3 separate regions of the Homo sapiens genome follow, and regions 2 and 3 are each linked to region 1. Evidence: read pairs that join two places in POLR2A ChIA-PET (ENCODE). Cell type or tissue: GM12878. All regions are shown on one strand.

The links. Peaks named below come from ENCODE experiments on the same cell type or tissue, not always from the same donor. Only the 100,000 strongest peaks of a DNase experiment are listed, where the experiment ranks them.
Region 2: POLR2A ChIA-PET joins it to region 1 with 5 read pairs; 6 of 35 experiments call an interaction of 5 or more read pairs at or near these places.
Region 3: POLR2A ChIA-PET joins it to region 1 with 5 read pairs; 2 of 35 experiments call an interaction of 5 or more read pairs at or near these places.

What each region holds. Positions count from the first base shown.
Region 1 is chr12:120,849,865-120,852,364 of GRCh38, forward strand. The region is part of intron 1 of SPPL3 (signal peptide peptidase like 3); the gene reads right to left. Among named protein-coding and RNA genes, the nearest start is that of SPPL3, 53 kb to the right of the region's middle. In GM12878, no CTCF peak of the experiment used is centred here; no DNase peak of the experiment used is centred here; H3K4me3 peaks cover 441 bases; H3K27ac peaks cover 1,627 bases.
Region 2 is chr12:120,799,495-120,801,994 of GRCh38, forward strand. All of the region lies in intron 2 of SPPL3 (signal peptide peptidase like 3), which reads right to left. Among named protein-coding and RNA genes, the nearest start is that of ACADS, 75 kb to the left of the region's middle. In GM12878, no CTCF peak of the experiment used is centred here; a DNase peak (open chromatin) is centred at 1,307; H3K4me3 peaks cover 68 bases; H3K27ac peaks cover 2,500 bases.
Region 3 is chr12:122,261,777-122,264,276 of GRCh38, forward strand. VPS33A (VPS33A core subunit of CORVET and HOPS complexes) reads right to left here. Exons shown (of 13, transcript NM_022916.6): 2 at 2,358-2,423; 3 at 1,796-1,923. Among named protein-coding and RNA genes, the nearest start is that of VPS33A, 3.5 kb to the right of the region's middle. In GM12878, no CTCF peak of the experiment used is centred here; no DNase peak of the experiment used is centred here.

The DNA of each region.
Region 1 (2,500 bases):
ACATAATTCTAGCGTGAAGTATTTCTACTGGAAAATCTGGGATTGACAGGATGTTGACAAGGACTCAGTAAAAATAACCATTCCTAACAGAGTGTGTAGATACAAACAGGCAGTCACTGGTCAGAAGTTTTCCTCAGCTGAGTCACCCGGCCATGGAAAACCCCAAGTTTGCACCTGAGAGGCTCTGAAATACTACCCTCTGGAGTGCAAATATAAAACACATTAGGCTTGGAGAAACTGTTCTAAAGCAACTTGTTGGACCAGCTAGATTTAGAAATATAATGGATGGTTGGTAAAAGGTAACTCTAGGGGCTGCCAAGGGAACTCAGTTCCAAAAACCCTTCCCATAAAATTAGGCTTTCCAGAGACACACATCTTAGATGTTCCAGAGGTTTATGAGTCCTCTCTGTTGCCCCTTTCAAATCTAAATACTTCCTCAAAGTCTCTAGAGCCATCTGTTAAGGCCAAAGTAAATCTCAACATGTCTACACCACAGAAGTTTATGCCGCATTGTAAGGAAGTCTAAAAGGCCAAATGAATGCACAGCTACTTGGGAGGCTGAGGTGGGAGGACTGCTTGAGCCCAAGAGTTCAAGACCAGCCTGGACAACATAGTGAGACCAGCCTTTAAAAAAAAAAAAAAAAAAAAACAAAAGCCAAATGCTGCTATTCTGGATTTCATACTGTGAAAAAGAATGAAAGAATGTTAGGTTTTTTGACAGTGGACGTTAGGGTTTTTCAAACACTTTCCCTTTTTAAATGTGAGTAACATCCTATATTAGTTTCCTACTGCTGCTGTAGAAATTACCACAAATACTGACTTTACACAAGCTTATTCTCATAGTTGCGGAGGTCATGAATCTGACATCGGTTTTATAGGGCTGGTTCCCTGTGAGGGCTCTGAGGGAAGAATGTGTCCTTGCCTTTTTCATCTTCTAGAGGACCACCTGCATTCCTTGGCTCACATTCCCTTCATCGATCACTACAACCTCTTGTTTCCATCGTCAAATCTGCTACCACTCACTCTGGTGTGCCCACCTCTTCCAAGGACCTGTGTGATTATATTGGGCCAACACAGATAATCCAGGATAATCTCATCTCAAAAATATTAATTTGATGCCATCTGCAAAGTCTCCTTTCCTATATTCATAGGTTCTAGAGATTAGGACATGGACATGTTTTAGGGGTCATTATTCAGCCTACCACACAATTACCAGATTTAAAATTCTATGAAGTATACTTACCTACAGTATCTCGTTTAGATACTTACCAGGTGTTATCATTCCTAATGAATGAGAACGCGAGTCTAGAAACTTCATTGCTTAGCCACAGTGATATAGTCAAAAAACTAGAACTCAAACTAGAGCATATGGCCCTAGAGACCATGTAGCAGCAGCACATACCACTTCTCCTCCACCAGGCTGCCTGTAAATCACTGGCCTTTGGCCTCTCATTTTCTCATACAGTTTTTTTTTAAAATCATACTCATAGTCCAAACTGCAATCTACCAAAAAAAGTAGCCCACATCAGAGATTCCTCAAATGTTCTCAGGTCATGGCTCCCTTAAAATCTCAGTCATTTTTTTTTTTGTGGCATACCTGAGGCCAAAAGAAATGCCTAATAGCTCTGTTCAGTCGAAGCAGTATTTGTGTCCTAATAGCTCAGGAGCTTCTGGGCACTCCACCACTTCTCAAATCTTAGAATCAGATGGGACACTGCCACTCTCGTTTCCTGTTTCACATTCTTTTTTGTTTTTTTGAGACAGGGTTTCACTCTGTCACCCAGGCAGGAGTGCAGTGGCGCAAACACGACTGACTGGAGCCTTGACCTCCCCGGGTCAGGTGATACTCCCAGCTCATCCTCCTGAGTAGCTGGGACTACAGGTGAGCGCTACCACACCTGGCTAATTTTTGCATTTTTTGTAGAGACAGGGTTTCACCACATTGCCTAGGCTGGACTTGAACTCCTGGGCTCAAGCGATCTGCCCGCCTCAGCCTCCCAAAGTGCTGGGATTACAGGCGTGAGCCACCGTACCTGGCCCGTTTCACACTGATTTTCAAACAGTACTGCTTTTATTTCACAGCAATGGCCAAAATCCCAGCTTTGCAAAGATATGGCATCATCAAAAGGAATTTAGTGATTTAATGCTGAATTGTGAACTACCTTAAGCTATTAGTTTGTATGATATCTAACAGATGTCATTGTGTTTCACTGAAGGTTAAAAATACTCTGTGATACCCACGAGTTTGAACCTGCAGGCCTGCGCTCCTCACATTACTGCTTGTACACTCCTGCTCTGACGAAAGTGTGCTCTCTGTTATGCAAAGTGCATAGCTGAAGCTCCATATAATGGGCTCAGACAAATAATTTAGGAAACTCCCAGTTTGTCATCGCACATAGTTACATGCCAATTTGACATTTTCTATTAAAGATATATATCTTTATTATATTTATATAATCATATATATTAATTTATATATACATATTTTACATATATGAAA
Region 2 (2,500 bases), 50 kb before region 1:
CCATTTTCTTAGCATCTAACTGACAAGAACTGCAGCAGGGACAGGAAAGCCTTAGGCAGGAATGAGGTACTATCAGATGGTGGGGGAGGGTGGAGGACTGGTAAGGAGAGCAAGCATTCTTCTAGTTCTCTGTGTAATTAGAAGACTTTGAACTTCTCACTGCCTCAAACAAGCTTAGCTAAAATCAAGCCTTGTTTGGTTGTTAGAAGCAGACCATGGGTCACCGCTGCACAAAACAGAAATGGGGCACAGTGAGTTAGTAGGGCCTTACCTATTAGCTCAAGCTGGGAAGATTCATATCTTCCAGCTTTATACAACAAGCTTAAAGGGCCTGGGCTTAGCAGATCCCATGCCACTATGACTGGGGTCCGGTAAAGTTACTCACACTGCACAGCTGACAGCAAACTTAAGCTGTTTAAATAAAGCCTTTGCAAAAGACTCTGCCTCCAAAGCTATCCAGGACTATTTTCAATTATAGGCCTTTAACTTAGCTTATTTGGTAATTTATTAAGTGCATAGACATCAGATTGCTAGGTTGGACCTAGAACAGTTCGCTGCATCTTCACAGAAGACTACTCTTCATTCTCTTCCATCTTGACCTGCCTTCACAATCTTGTTATTGCTATACAGTAACATAATATGATGTTAATATAACGTTATAAATATACATTCCATCCAAATTGTATCCTGGCTATTTGCAAGTCTAGGTACTGAAATCAATGTTTAGGTCAGGTGCGGTGGTTCATGCTTGTAATCCTAGCACTTCAGGAGGCTGAGGCTGGTGGATCACCTGAGGTTAGAAGTTCGAGACCAGCCTGGACAACATGGTGAAACCCCGTCTCTACTAAAAATACAAAAGCTAGCTGGGCCTGGTGGCGCACACCTGTAATCCCAGCTACTCAGGGGGCTGAGGTAAGAAAACTGCTTGAACCCGGGAGGTGGAGGTTGCAGTGAACTGAGATCACACCACTTCACTCCACCCTGGGCAAAAGAATGAAACTCAGTCTCAAAACAAAAAAACAAAAAACAAAACAAGAAAAAGAAATCAATGTTTAAATGATCAACAGAAGGACTTGAGCTATGGCTTTTTCATCACAGACAACCATTTACCATCACAGAAAAAAAATCCATCTAAATTATAGCATATTATATGCTATTTTTTTTTGTCTTTTCATCAACTATGACTGAACAGGAAGTAGTTATGGGTCAAGGTGTAGGAGGTCAACAAATGTCCAATTATTGATACTTACATAGAACCTACACTAAGAAAGAAAGACTAAGAACCTGGGCAGGAAGAAACAGTCTCTGACTCAGCAGCTGAGAACATCCAGGGGGTTAAAATGATGATAATAGTTAAGCTTGATTGAGCTCATACTGTCAGGCACTGCTAGGTGCTTTACAGGCAAGGTTTCTTTTGATTCACAGAAAAACTCCATGAGTGGGGTGACCACAAATTCCAGCTTATGCCTGCTGCCTTGGCAAAATTATGAAGGAAACAAAAATATTTCACCCAAAAATATACTTCTCTGACATATTTCAGATGGTTTTCAGAAGGGCTGGAAATACAAGAATAGCTGAGAGAAGCTGTGTGGGGCAGATTTGCATCTGTAGAGAAAATATGCATTGATGAGGTGGAGGCATTTCTCTGAGGCCCTACCTTGTCCAGACACAGGAAAGATTAATTGAGAGTCTGACACCTTAGAAGGTCAGAAAGAAACATATTCCATCTATTCTCTCTCAGGGCTGCGACCTGTGAGGTTTCATCTACATGACAGGACCACCTGTGCTAGCTGGGCCTCCTCTTCTCTCTCTCTCATAATCTGTCTCACCACCATAACCTGATTTACCACCATAACCTGTCTTGCCACACTCCAAGCCCTCATTCTTTCTGTAACCTCAAGGTGGTATAAAAGCATCAGCCATCTGGCCATTTTTTTTTTTTGAGATCTTATATTTTGTAAGACTTTTGTGCACATTAACAAATCTGTATGCCTTTTCTATTAATCTGCTATTTGTCAGTGGATTTTTCAGCGAGGATTCAGGGGGCACAGAGGAAGTTTTCCCTTGGCCCTGTTACACCAAGTAATGGGCTCACTGCTTGACGCGCTACATCTTTCCACATTAGTATATACTGCTTTTTTCTCATAAAAACAAACAAACAAAAAAACCTACAGAGTATTTCTCCCCAAGTAAACTTGATCTGGTATCATTTTTAGATAAGCTGCACATGAGCTGTCTTACTACAGAGAAATATTAAGACCAGCAGGCTTTATAGGTGAATGATATGGTTTAGCCTTGAACTGGGTAAGGTCCAGATGGCCACTGACCCTGTCAGCTAATTAGTGTCAGTTAGAATGACAACTCATCAACATTCTTCAACTTTAAATTGGGTGTAAGTATAAATTCCAGTTTGGTGTTTTGGTCACTTTGATGTACATTTCACATGAAGTTTATTACAGACACTATATCAAGAAGTATATTAATATTCTGTGAGTGCCTT
Region 3 (2,500 bases), 1.4 Mb after region 1:
CGGATCACGAGAACAGGAGGTGGAGACCAACCTGGCCAACACGAAGAAACCACGACTCTACTAAAAATACAAAAAATTAGCCGGGCATGGTGGCAGGCACCTGTAATCCCAGCTACTTGGGAGGCTGAGGCAGGAGAATCGCTTGAAACCGGGAGGCAGAGGTTGCAGTGAGCCGAGACCACGCCACTGCATTCCAGCCTGGGCAACACAGCGAGACTCCATCTCAAAATAAATAAATAAAAACTAAAACAAAAATATACAAAAATCAGCTGGGCATGGTGGTGTGTGCCTGTAATCTCAGCTACTTGGGAGGCTAAAGCAGGGGAATTGCTTGAACCCTGGAGGCAGAGGTTGCAGTGAGCAGAGATTCCACCACTGCACTCCAGCCTGGGCAACAGAGTGAGACTGTGTCTCAAAAAAATAACCAAAAACTGACTCAGACCCAACGTGTTACAGCTGTACCCACTCTCTCTCTCTTTCTTCCCCCTGACAGGAAAGCATCACTGAGTCCTGGCGAGTACATTTTAGCATTCTCTTAAACCATTTATGGGGCATTGAAGCTCTCAGGTTGATTGAAATAGGATATCTGTGTCTCAATAAAAACAAATGGTTCTTCAACCAAAGCAATGCAGCCACAAAGAGTCTTAAATTAAAATGAAAGATCACTTTTGACTCCCACTCCTACTCTCCTTGACAGAGAACTTCCAAAAATAGCCCATATGCTTTTAAGATTTTAGGGGCTGCAACAATCAATTGTACCACAGAGTGCAGACTCGGCTGGGAGCACTTCCTCTATAGACTGGATGCTATATTAAAATTTAATCAGCTTTTTTTTTTTTTTTGCTTATGAAATTCAAGTACATGCAGTATATTTAAAAATAACTGCTGGAGGTTTATTTTTTTAAACTAGGGCCCTTTTTACTGACACAGGTTTAAGCTTTTGGCTATCTTTAAAGAATGGGTAGCTTTTGGCTATCTTGAAAGAATGGGTAGATAGGATGATCCTCCTCTCCAACTGCTGACAACAACTTCCTAAGTTTCTCATCCTCTCTATTTTTAATTTTTGGGGGGTACATAGCAGGCGCATGTATTTATGGGGTCCATGAGATGTTTTGATGTGGGCATGCAATGTGAAATAAGCACATCACGGAGAATGGGGGGACACATCCTCTCAAGCACTTACTCTTTGAGTTACAAAACAATCCAATTACACTCTTTTTTTTTTTTTTTTTTTGAGACGGAGTCTCCCTCTGTTGCCCAGGCTGGAGTGCAGTGGCGCGATCTCAGCTCACTGCAACCTCTGCCTCCCGGGTTCAACAGACTATCATGCCTCAGTCTCCCGAGTAGCTGGGACTACAGGCACAGGCCACCAAACCTGGCTAATTTTTGTATTTTTAGTAGAGACGGGGTTTCACTATGTTGGCCAGGCTGGTCTCGAACCCCTGACCTCAAGTGATCCACCCGCCTTGGCCTCCCAAAATGCTGGGATTACAAGTGTGAGCCACCATGCCCAGTCTCACTTTTTAAGTTTAAAAATACGTAATTATTATTAACTATAGTCACCCTGTTGTGCTATCAAATAGTAGGTCTTATTCTATTTTTTGTTGTACCCATTAACTATCTCCACCTCCCCCCAGCCCCCATCTTCTCTTTTATATTCTTCCATGCCTATCTCAGTTTTCCAAAAGACCACCTTGCACTGGCAAGAGTGAGGGTCTTCCATGAGAAGGAGCTCATAAATTAAAAGCATTATAAGAACCAAACTCTTTTGGATCAAACACAAGCTCTGAGATACCTGAGCACGTTTTCAGCGATTATATCCATCAACTCTAGCCTGGGTCTGACAAAAAAAATTATATTCTTCACATCAGCTGCCGGCAAACGATTTCCTTTAAGTGTGAACATTTTTTCCACTTCATGTTCCTAGGCAAACACATACACAAAAGGTTAACAAGAAGACTGAAATTTACCTATAATTTTCAGACTCAGAAATCATAAATACCCCCAATCAAGTGCACATTAATATTTTAATATCAAAATTTAGATTCCCTCAAAGCCAAATACATAAAGGACAAAGTTTCAGTAGAAAGCCACTGTTACTGCATCAGCATTCAAATGACTCTTACATGATGATGAACTATCAAAGACACCAGGAAATGGTCACATAATATAATGCTAGAATCAGTATAGAATCACTGGCCAATGGATACAAAATGTTAATCGGGCACTAGTATTAGTGTTTATAAAGACCAAACAGCTTTGCAAACCAATGATTCAGGAAGAAATATAAAATCCTATTGTAACTGCTAAAGTACAGAATTATTAATCCCCTAACAAAACCCAAATAGCTCATTTACCTTCAATAGTGAATACTGTGCAATCAGGCCAAAGGGTCCAGTTAGGTATTCATCCCAAACTATTGCCTGTAAGAGGGGAGAAACATTCTCTTATTATAGTTAATATCAGGAATTTTAACAATACCAATAAAAAATAGCCTAAC